Linked DNA regions of Homo sapiens: region 1 is linked to region 2. The links are chromatin contacts, found by Hi-C or POLR2A ChIA-PET in ENCODE. All regions are on one chromosome and are shown on one strand. The core of a region is the stretch at or near the end of the contact, and the rest is flanking DNA. Distances in the headings are between cores, read along the strand shown.

Region 1 (5,371 bases), core at 762-3,261, 350 kb after region 2:
TGCCCAGCCGTGTGCTGATTTCTAAGGGCCTCTCTCAAGAAGCTCGTGTTGATAAAAAGGTAATTTCAGGTGCTCACTTGAGAGCTGTGAATTAAAAACAGGGAAAAGATGGCGGGTGAGGGCAGCAGGCGAGGACTGTTTTGTTTGCAGGGGGCCAGGGTAGGTCACTCTGCTGCGGTGACCTTGCGGCTGAGCCCTGAACAATGAGCAGCCGCAGCCAACATGCAGGGATCCTGCTTGGGGGCTGGAACTGGAATGTTGAATGTTTCAGGAACAGGAGGGAGGACAGAATGGGGCTTGGAGAGCTTGGTGGCACCAGTTCACCCACAGCCTCTGGGCTCTAGTGAGGAAATGAGACCCCAGCAGAGACCAGGGGGTCAGTTAATGTTCGGATCAACATCATTATGTGGTCCCTTAGCTCTGAGTGAAGGGCGGATTGGGAGGCGGGCAAGGAGGCCAGGACAACATACAGGTGACATAGGATGGCGGCATGGGCCTGGGTGCTGTGCTTAGAGCCAGAAGTGGGCAGGTCGCGAGATACTTGAGAGGCAGAGCCCACAGGACTTGCTGATGGCTTCTGTGAGGGGGATGACAGGGAAGGTGAGGAATCAAGGCAGAGTCTCAGCTTTGGGATCTGAGATTCATTCAACAAATAATTCAGTGCCGCGTGCCAGGCCTATTCTAAAAGTTGAGGATATGAAGACAACAATGGTGATGGCCTCAAGCAGTAATCCCAGCACTTTGGGATGTTGAGGCAGGAGGATCTCTTGAGGCCAGAAGTTCATGTTCAGCCTGGGCAACATAGCAAGACCTCATCTTTGCAAAATAAAATAAATTAGCTGGACGTGATGGCGCATACCTGTGGTCTCAGCTACTAGGGAGGCCGAGGCGGGAGGATCGCTTGAGCCTGGGAGGTGGAGGCTGCAGTGAGCCATGATTTCACCACTGCACTCCAGCCTGAGTGACAGAGCAAGACCCTATCTCTAAAAAAAAAAAGTAAAATTTGGGGATGCGGCCACCATGAGCAAAACAGTTCAATGATCCCTGCCCCATGAAGAGGACATTCTATACACCAGGTGAATAGTTCCATCTGAGCAATGGCCTGAAGGAGCCGGCCATGTGGACAGTGGGTTGGCAGAAGCTACAGGTGGAGGAAGCGACAGGTGCAAAGGCCCTGGGGCAAGGCCTGCTGTGGTCCAGGAATAGCAGGAGTGGCTGGAGCAGACATGGGGTCAGGGAGCTAACTGGGCCAATTACAAGGGTTTTGGTTTTCAGCAGGGAAATGGTAATGGGGGCTCTGATGAGAAATTCCAGGCTGGACATAAGAGATTTGAAAGTGCTGGCTCAATGATGGTACTGAGAGCCCAGGACAGCCTGAGATGGGACAGGCTGGGATGACAGCTGGATGTGACAGAGCAGGGGTTCCCATGCTGGAGGGCCCGCCTCAGAGAATGTGTGTTTCTGGCCAGCACAGTGGCTCACGCCTGTAATCCCAGCACTTTGGGAAGCCGAGGCAGGCGGATCACGAGGTCAGGAGATCGAGACCAGCCTGGCCAACATGGTGAAACCCTGTCTCTAATAAAAACACAAAAAAATTAGCCAGGCGTGGTGGCGAGCGCCTGTAATCCCAGCTACTCTGGAGGCTGAGGCAGGAGAATCGCTTGAACCCGGGAGGCGCAGGTTGTAGGGAGACGAAATCGCGCCACTGGCACTCCAGCCTGGGCGACAGAGGGAGGCTCCGTCTCAAAAAAAAAAAAAAAAAAAAAAAAAAGCAAGGCTCGCAAAACACCGGATTCCTTCTCAGCTTTCTGAGCTGAAAAGGTATAGATCCTCAAGAAGAGAAGAGTGTATGTAAGTACTTCTCAACCAGTTTACCTCTCTGACCGCTCTTACGGTGTTTGGGGGCAAAAAACTAAGGATCTAGACTCTCTAAACCGCTCGCTGGGTCCTTCTCTCCCCACAATGCACCGGGGCCAGCAGGAAGGCCGCTCCGACCCCTAATTTTCCCGCGAATTCAGTTCAAAGAGGCGGCCGGGCCCGCGATCGGCAGCGCGCACCGGCCAACCAAGCCGCGCCTCCGCGAGAAGCGCCTCCGCGTGACTGACGGGGGAATCCGCGGGCCAACGGGCTGGGCGGCCCGGCGGTGCGCGCTCCCGCCGGCCAATCAGAGCGCCGGGCGGGGGAAGTGGGCGGAGCGAGGCCTGGGTAGGGTGAGCGGCCTCCGAAGCGGAGCGGGGCTCTGAGGAGACACTTTTTCTTCCTCCCTCCTTCCCTCCTCTCCTCCTGCCTTCCCTTCCCCTTTCCTCCCCTCTCTCCTCCTTCTCCCCTCGGTCAGCCGGAGCCTGCTGGGGCGAGCGGTTGGTATTGCAGGCGCTTACTCTCCGGGGCCGCCCGGCGAGTAGCTGGCCGGGGAAGGAGGCAGGAACCGCGATGGCGCCTCAGAAGCACGGCGGTGGGGGAGGGGGCGGCTCGGGGCCCAGCGCGGGGTCCGGGGGAGGCGGCTTCGGGGGTTCGGCGGCGACGGCTTCGAGCGGCAAATCCGGCGGCGGGGGCTGTGGAGGCGGTGGCAGTTACTCGGCCTCCTCCTCCTCCGCGGCGTTACCGGTGAAGAAGTCGAAAATGGAGCACGTCCAGGCTGACCACGAGCTTTTCCTCCAGGCCTTTGAGAGTGAGTGCGTGCGAGGCTTTGAGGGCAGGAAGACCCACTCTGCCAACACCGGGGATGGGACACTCTGCTGGGCCCCCTTCCTCCTCGGGAGTCCACTTGTGTGGTAGTGGAGGGAGGAATTGAGGGGATGTCCCCCTTTCGGAGATTACGTCTCCAGGGGATCCGGAGTCCAGGGCCTTGGGAGAGCTGGAAAAGAGGGTCCGGGCGGGTTCTTGACTCCCCCAAGATTGACGCAAGAGGCTCGGGACTGGGGCCCCACGTTCAGAGCAGGCGGCTTTTAGATGAGGAGGTAGCAGTTGAACTGAGCCGCAGTCACATCCCGAGACTGGTTCTTGTTTTCTTTCATGCCTTTCGGACTCTAGAAATACAGGGGTTTCGGTTGTAGCTTTTGAGGGGCAAAATGAAGCCTGTGAAGGGATGAGTGCAGTGGAACCGAAGAAAGTGTCCTTAGTCTGAAATGCCTTCGCGCTAACTTGGTGCTGCAGGTTCCTATGGCACCTTTGGATGCTTAAAACCCTTCAAATCTATCCACCCATTTTGTGGATATGTAAACTGAGCCAGAGAGTGGTCAAGCATCTTCTCTGGAGACGACCCCAGAATTCTGCTTTTTCTACTCGGCTTACAGGACATTTTCTTGGGTCAATTTCTGTTTCTAAGGTCTGTCTGGTAGGTGAAACTGACTTATTTGGAAAGGAGAGCAAGGTGTCTGGAAATAAACAATAGAATTTATTAAAAACATCGTGACTATGAATAATCCTGATTGTTCTTTAAGGAATGTTATATCCTGATTGGTTTCCTTTTTTGCTTTTGTGTGTTATAATTTGGGTGATCTTTAATAGCTAAGTAATCTTACAGAAACTTGAATAAACTTGGCTCTACCGCCCAGTGTCCTTATTTACAGTTTCACTGTGGCATATATTAAGGGCATGGTATCAGCTGTGCTTAGAAAGACCGTATTATGTTGTTTAATACCCTTCCTTCATTCTCTCTCATTAGTGCTTCATGAAATTCTAATTGGAACTTAATAGAAGGAGTTTCAGTTTTTATCGAAACGAATATTGACCTTGCTTCAGAGAGATTCACATTATTCACATATTTCTTAATATACTTTGAAATATCTAGAGAGGCTTTAATTGGAAATAGGATGGAGAACTGAAGGGCAGTGGTGACAATAATGATACTTGTTTGTACCCCTTCTAAAGTATCTCATCTCCCTTTAGTTAATTTAAGATAAAACTAACCAATTGAAGATTTAGGTGGAAATTTTAAAAGTTCTTTCTGAATGTTAAGAGAAGACACATTCTCCAAGAAAGTTTTAACTATTTGCGTTCTGATGAGTCGACCTCAGGGAAGTCAAGTGTCATTAAGAGCTAGATCTGGTCATAAAACAACTTGAAGTTGTTTACTGGAAAGTTTAAATACTTGAATGTAATTATTCACAGTTATTTCTATTTGGTTTATTCTGATACTGCTGTATAATGACAACGTGATACTAATAGGTCATTAATGTAACTAATATAATAGTATATGTATTTTTCATCCACTTAAGTCCTGTATAACAAATTACATTTTAACTAATTTGAAATTTAATTCAACTCATTTTAAGCGTTAGACGGTTTTGTGAATCTGTCAATTGTGTAAAAAATGTATTGAGGTAATATTTATATTGAACAAAATAGATAAAACTTTAAATTATAATTAGGAATATTTATTGAGAATTTTTTCTGCAGTTTGTGTCCGAGATTTATTTCAACATTGACTGACTTTTGAGTGCAGTGGATCCCACCTGTAATCCTAGCTACTCTGGAGGCTGAGGCAGGAGGATCTGTTGAGCCCACGAGTTTGAGACCAGCCTGGGCAACATATCAAGACCCCTTTTCAAAAAAAGAAAAAAAAAATCTTGACTGACTTTCATCATACCTGTATTAGGAATGTCTGGATCTGTATTAGGATGTCATCATATCTGTATTAGGATGTATTAGGATTCTGTTTTGGCTGACTACAATTTTTTTTTTTTTTTTGAGACGGAGTTTTGCTCTTTGTTGCCCAGGCTGCAGTGCAATGACGCGATCTCGGCTCACGGCAACCTCCGCCTCCCAGGTTCAAGTGATTCTCCTGCCTCAGCCTCCCAGGTAGCTGGGATTACAGGCATGCGCCACTATGCCTGGCTATTTTTGTATTTTTAGTGGAGGCAGGGTATCTCCATGTTGGTCAGGCCGGTCTCGAACTCCCGACCTCAGGTGATCTGCCCACCTCAGCCTCCCAAAGTGCTGGGAATACAGGCGTGAGCCACCGCGCCTGGCCGGCTGACTACAAATTTTTTAAGTGACCATTTAAAAAGTGAAATTTTCATCTTGTTTGGCATCAATCAATAGTTCTTTTGTTGACTCCAGCTACCTATTACAGCTGCTTTTTGGAAGAAAATCGGTTATAAATAGTTTAAATTAAGCTAAGTTAAATGAGTACAACTGCTTCTCTTGAGTTCTGCTCGGTAACAATAACTATCTTAGAAAGGCTTAAGAAAAATATTGTAAAGAACCTTCAGTATAAAAAGCGTAGATGAACTTTGTGAATGTATGCCATTGATTGAATACCTTTTGATCTTACTGTGCATACTAACTTTCTTGATGTAAATATTTAGTGCGATATAAATATTTAGTGCGTGATTTCCATAGCAGATGACAAGTTTATATTGATTATAAC
Region 2 (5,632 bases), core at 491-2,990:
TTAGGCTGTAACTTGAAGTCAGCCTACAATCCTCTTTGTCTCCAGATCCTGTCCACTTTCCTTTCCGAAGGTCTTTCAGATCCATTTCCTTCTTTCCACCTCCACTGGCACTGCCCTCATTCAGAGTCTCATCATGTCTTCCTGGATTGCAGCTTCCTTCCAGGTCTCTCAGCCTCAAGTCTTAGGCCTCCCATTCAATTTTCCGTGTTACTGTCAGAGGAATTTTTCTAAACTAGCTTAAAACCCGTCTGTGGTTCTCCATGGCCTTCCAGATCAAATGTGCTCCCTGAAGACTGGCCTGTGAGCCCCTTCACACCAGTAATCCTGACCCTGCATGCAATTCCCAGAACACAAGGCATTTGTTCTCAAATCCTGCGGCTTTCTTTGCTTGCTTCTCCTCCTGCCTGGGATCCTTCCCATCCTCCATGGTTTCTCTCCTCCTTTCCTCCTCCTCAAGTTCAGATATTTCCCTCACCTGTACCCCCTCTGTTGTAGCATTTATCACAAACTACACTGAATCTCTTGACTGGGCAGAAGAATGAATTGTTTCCCAGCATCTAGCTTTGACATAAAAGTTGCTCAATAAATACTTGACGAATGAATGAACTCTATTAAAGTAGGGTTCAGTCATAGTTCAGGGAAGGGGCCCTGAAATAGCTGGCTCTGAAAGAAGGTAATGCCGGTTATTGCGATTATGTTGTTAGATGGGTAGAATTTCGCATTCGATTAAGGGATAGTTTTGGGTTTCTTCAAGCTAAAGAAACTAAAGCCTATAAAAGGTGATTTAAAAGACCTCTTCTCTAGACTTGATGAAACGCTGTAATTGCCATCTTTGGCTGACACTGAGGAGTTCAGGAATGCCAAGCAAGTGTTTCCAGAAATGTCAAACCTGCTGTTTTAAAATATGTCATTCCAGGGCACAGTTAAATATACAACTTGCTCCGATGAGGTGGGAGAAGTGGGCCGGTGAGCTGTGAAATGAAATCTGCCTAATGAGGGTCGAGGCCAGCACACACAGGGACCTATTTGCAGTAAAACAACGTGGGGTGACGCCTAAGAAATAGACAACATTAACACAAAGGGAGCCTACTACGTAGCACATTTCCGCTAGGCATAAAAGAGACACCTTTCCAGAAAGCAACTCTAAAAATGAATGCACCGCCTAGTGAGGTGCGAGCCTTCCTCCCCACGAGGCGTCCCGTGCAACCGCACGCGGACAGCGGGGCTCCAGCGGAGGCGGGGTGGATGCGGAGACAAGGCGCCTAGGAGACTGGGCTAAGGCTTTGAGTGTCCGAACGAAGATTCTTTCGAACCTATTGATTTTTTCTAGTCTTATGATTCTTTCGAACCTTTTGATTCTTTCCATTCTCGGTTCTAAGCATTAAAGCGCAGCTGAGAAAGGCAGCAACAAAGATGGGAAGAGAACTAGCAGGAGTTCTCAGAGAAAAATGGGTGATAATTTAGGGGAGAAGCCATAAAGAAGAGACTAAGCGAGAAGCGGAGCACACGCAGAAGACGAAACAAGGAGGAGGAGAAGAGAAGAAGAACCTTGGCGAAGGAAGAGAGTGACCAAACTCGTCCCGGACGGGAGGAGGGCAGGCCCGCCCAGAGGGAATCGGCTGCTTTAAGGGAAGCCCCGCCCCCTGGTGGTGACGCTCCACCAGGCCCGTCCGCGATTGGCTGCGGCCAGAGGGCGGGATGGGGTTGCTAGGCGAGGAGGGGATCCGGCGGGCCCCCGCCGCCCGGAGCGCTGAGCCGCGGGAGCGGAGCCGGGGTTAGCGGCGCTGCTGGAAGATGGCGAGCGGCCGGGACGAGCGGCCGCCTTGGCGGCTAGGGCGGCTCCTGTTGCTCATGTGCCTGCTGCTGCTGGGGAGCTCGGCCCGGGCGGCTCACATCAAGAAGGCGGAGGCGACTACCACAACTACGAGCGCGGGCGCCGAGGCGGCCGAGGGCCAGTTCGACCGCTACTACCACGAAGAGGAGTTGGAGTCGGCGCTGAGGGAGGCGGCGGCCGCGGGCCTCCCCGGCCTGGCCCGCCTCTTTAGCATCGGCCGCTCGGTGGAAGGCCGGCCGCTGTGGGTGCTTCGCCTCACCGCCGGCCTGGGGTCGCTAATCCCTGAGGGCGACGCGGGGCCTGACGCTGCCGGGCCCGACGCTGCGGGGCCGCTGCTGCCCGGCCGGCCCCAGGTGAAGCTGGTGGGCAACATGCATGGCGACGAGACCGTGTCGCGCCAGGTGTTGATCTACTTGGCCCGCGAGCTGGCGGCCGGCTACCGCCGCGGGGACCCGCGCCTGGTCCGCCTGCTCAACACCACCGACGTGTACCTGCTGCCCAGCCTCAACCCCGATGGCTTCGAGCGTGCCCGCGAGGGCGACTGTGGCTTCGGCGACGGCGGCCCGTCCGGGGCCAGCGGCCGCGACAATAGTCGCGGCCGCGACCTCAACCGAAGCTTTCCCGACCAGTTTAGCACCGGCGAACCCCCCGCCCTGGACGAGGTGCCCGAGGTGCGCGCCCTCATCGAGTGGATCCGCAGGAACAAGTGAGTGTTGCCTGCCCCCTCCCCGTCCGTGTGAGCCTCCAAGGGCCGAGGCTGGTTCCGGCACCCAGTAGGCGCTCAGACAATGCTGGCATAAGGGGTGGCGGTGGTGAAGGTGAAGGGAGACACCCTGTAACGGGGACAGGGCCCAGGCCGCGTAGCCTCCCGTCCTGCTAATCATCAAAGAATTGCCTCCTAGAGGCTGTCATTTGTTCAAGGGATGGCTGGAGGGGACACTCCTTTCTGACATTTCTGGTCCCTATTCTTACAGGGGCATAGAATATGAGCGAGAAGAGATCTTAAGGATAACCTAGGTCAGCTCACACATTTTATAGATAAGCTGTCAATGTTGTTATCTTATATCAAAAGTGCCTAATGTTATAGGCGCTGTGCTAATTTTTTCTGTGACTGCAGTATCTCACTTTATTTTGGCCACAACCTGATGTCATAGACACCATCAGTTTTGCATACGGGGAAATTGAGGGTCAGATTGGTTAACTGATTTACATAGGAGTGTGGCTGGGACTTAGAATTAGGCAATCTGATTCCCGATAGTCCTCTTAGCCACGGAGGGACACTGGAGCCCAAAAATGGCAGATGATATTCCCAGGATCTTCCCCTTGCCTATTTGACAGAAGCTGATTTTTCTCCAATTTTTACCTCTGACTCAGCTTAAGAAGATATGGACTTAGCTGGAGAACTTGCACAGATCTGTGAGCCGCTTCATTTTAGACTCTGAAGGGTTTGTGATGTCATTTGTGCACCTTATTAGCCTGGGCAGAATGGCTAATGGTCACACTTCTAATACACACTTTAAGTGTTATTAAGCATTGCATGAGGTTTAAAAAATTACAAAGTAGAAGAAGGAGGACCTCAAGAAATTAGTATAAAACAAGAGAATGTTATAAATATTTATGAGGTATGTTGGTGTACCCAGTTAAACTTTACAGGAATTGTTCCCACTGGCAAGATGTGTGTGGGCTGCAATAACACGGACCATCTCTGTGGAAGAGGTAGAGCTTGAGCTATCTCCAGAGATGGGCAGGATTTTCAGCAAAAAGGAGAGGAATAAAATAAGAGGGAACTCACTCCAGATGGCATAGTGTCTGAAGTGAGCAGGCATCTCTTCCCCTTTTCTAGCATCAGCTTTTCCCCATTTTTGTATCTTCATAAGGCTTTTGAAGCAATAACTGATCATTCCATCTGGATTAAAAGAAGATTTCTGAGGGACTGCTAAGATAAAGAAGTTTCCCTGCGGGACTTGGAATCATTTCTTCTACAAGATTTCAGTCATATATAGAAGATCTAGAAAATTCTTGAGTGTTAGGACAGTTCCTGAGTCTTTTCGTCTTCTATCTTTTACTTTACTCCTCTTGATAAGCTCTCTTGTAGATATATAATTTCACATAGACTTTCTGGGAGGATTTTTTTTTCTTTTAAATACGATCGTGTCATCACCTCTGAACATCTGCGTAAGAAATATGACTTTGACATACACTTATTGACAGAGCTGTGATGGCCAGGGCTTTTTGGAGATGATACAACAAATGCACCGTTTGCATTGCTTAAATGTTTAAAATGCTCTGTCCTTGCACCTTTAAAATGCTGTGATCCTTGCAGGGATGTAAATTCTGTGCCTGGATTTTTCTTTTCAGTATTAGTTGTGCTGTGACCAAATATGAAAATAAGCTTTTTCTTGGTGCAAGTCGCCTTGAGGCTATACAGAGTCATTTTGGTCTGTGGCTGTGGACTACCCTAATCATATCTGTTCTTCAAATATGTAACTCTCATTAATCAAAAGGGAAAGTAGGTGATCATATATGGTAAAGAGTACATCCATCCTAACTCAGTCTTCAAGAATTCACTCAAAATGCGTACTCTGTGCTATTAACCAATAACAAAGGACACTGATATGTGAATAAAATTAAAAACACAAGCACACACACAATTTGATATTGATGCCTAAATATAGTGTCAACTTTATGGATGGGATATTTTTAAATACTCAAACATTAGTCTGTATGGGAAAACTACCTTTTTCAGTGTATTTTGTGAGGTAAACCATTTGAGTAATTTCTTGATATCCTATTCACCCAGCTATATTCGAATTAGATTTTTGTTGTTATTTCGAATATGTAAAATTTTAAGGCTTAATTTCCTCCAGCTTGGGAAAATGAAGTTTATTTTCTTTGTTTCACTTTATACTTCATCCAATGGATGTTGAGACAAATACTTAAGAAAATATATAAAAAAATTAACTTTATCATTCAAATGAAGATTTTATAGTTGACTCCTATTTTTTTATAGTTGACCGCTATGCTTCTTTAAGTGAATATACCTGCTTAAATTTTCATAGGTAATTAGCATATAAATGATATTTGAATGTGTTTGTGAAAAGCATTATTACAGTGTTGAGAGTGGGTGCAGATGATTTTTTTGGGGGCTTATGTATACATATCTATGATTGTCTGAATCTTTGAAATTTAGTTTGTCAGATATCAAGTTATCTTAATTTTTTTCAAGTTATCTACAGGGTTACCTGGATAGCGTAATAGAGTTAATTTAGAGATTAACTGTTTAATATTTATAAACTCATTTGTAATATCTCTAATATATTTACCAGCTACTTTAAATCTTATGCAAGGAATGATATGTGATACTGAAGTCAAGTATGAGAAACATTTCAGAGAATTGATTTGAATGGAAACCATAAAGTACCTGTCAAATAAGATTGGAGTTGATTTGCAAAGTTGATTTGACAAAAACTCAAAGCATAATCTTACAGCCATTGTAGTCACTTTCTCTTGAAATCTTCATTGTAAGAATGACACTGGTACTTTCAAAACTGTGTAATTACAGTAAGGAAAATCGAAGTGAATTTTATTACTCAAGTAGATTGCAAATATTTCATTGTTCAAAAGTATTTGATTAGGCCATTTTGACAATATTTCTGAGAAGTGTTGGAAGAAATGTTGAACAAAATGAGAAACAGCATTTTGTAGAGAATCTTGGATTTTAAAGTTTTACTTAACATGTGTAATTAAAGTAGCATGCTTTACTTATTTAGAATATTTAATTATCCATTTTATTTTACT

Evidence for each region. Hi-C counts contacts between places; a loop is a spot of excess contacts on that map. ChIA-PET counts read pairs that join two places held with the same protein, here RNA polymerase II (POLR2A). Pooled maps may share reads with other maps.
Region 1: a pooled map shows a loop between it and region 2 (4-fold over the local background). The contact joins the enhancer-like site here to the promoter of CPD in region 2. A Hi-C loop is called at or near these places in 5 of 50 pooled maps. POLR2A ChIA-PET finds 5 or more read pairs at or near these places in 2 of 52 experiments (CD4-positive, alpha-beta T cell and HEK293T).

What each region holds. Positions count from the first base shown.
Region 1 is chr17:30,729,456-30,734,826 of GRCh38, forward strand. It overlaps the pseudogene SUZ12P1. Among named protein-coding and RNA genes, the nearest start is that of CRLF3, 93 kb to the right of the region's middle. RefSeq lists an enhancer at 2,144-2,764 and a silencer at 2,462-2,531. Within about 2 kb of position 2,012, at least 28 of the 41 ENCODE cell types and tissues checked have a DNase peak (open chromatin) inside an H3K27ac peak, as active enhancers do; they include CD4-positive, alpha-beta T cell, where a contact is called at or near this core.
Region 2 is chr17:30,377,187-30,382,818 of GRCh38, forward strand. It overlaps CPD (carboxypeptidase D), which reads left to right and starts at 1,741. Exons shown (of 21, transcript NM_001304.5): 1 at 1,741-2,540. The coding sequence starts at 1,795. RefSeq lists enhancers at 7-56, 1,327-1,496, 1,642-2,569 and silencers at 1,547-1,786, 2,087-2,216.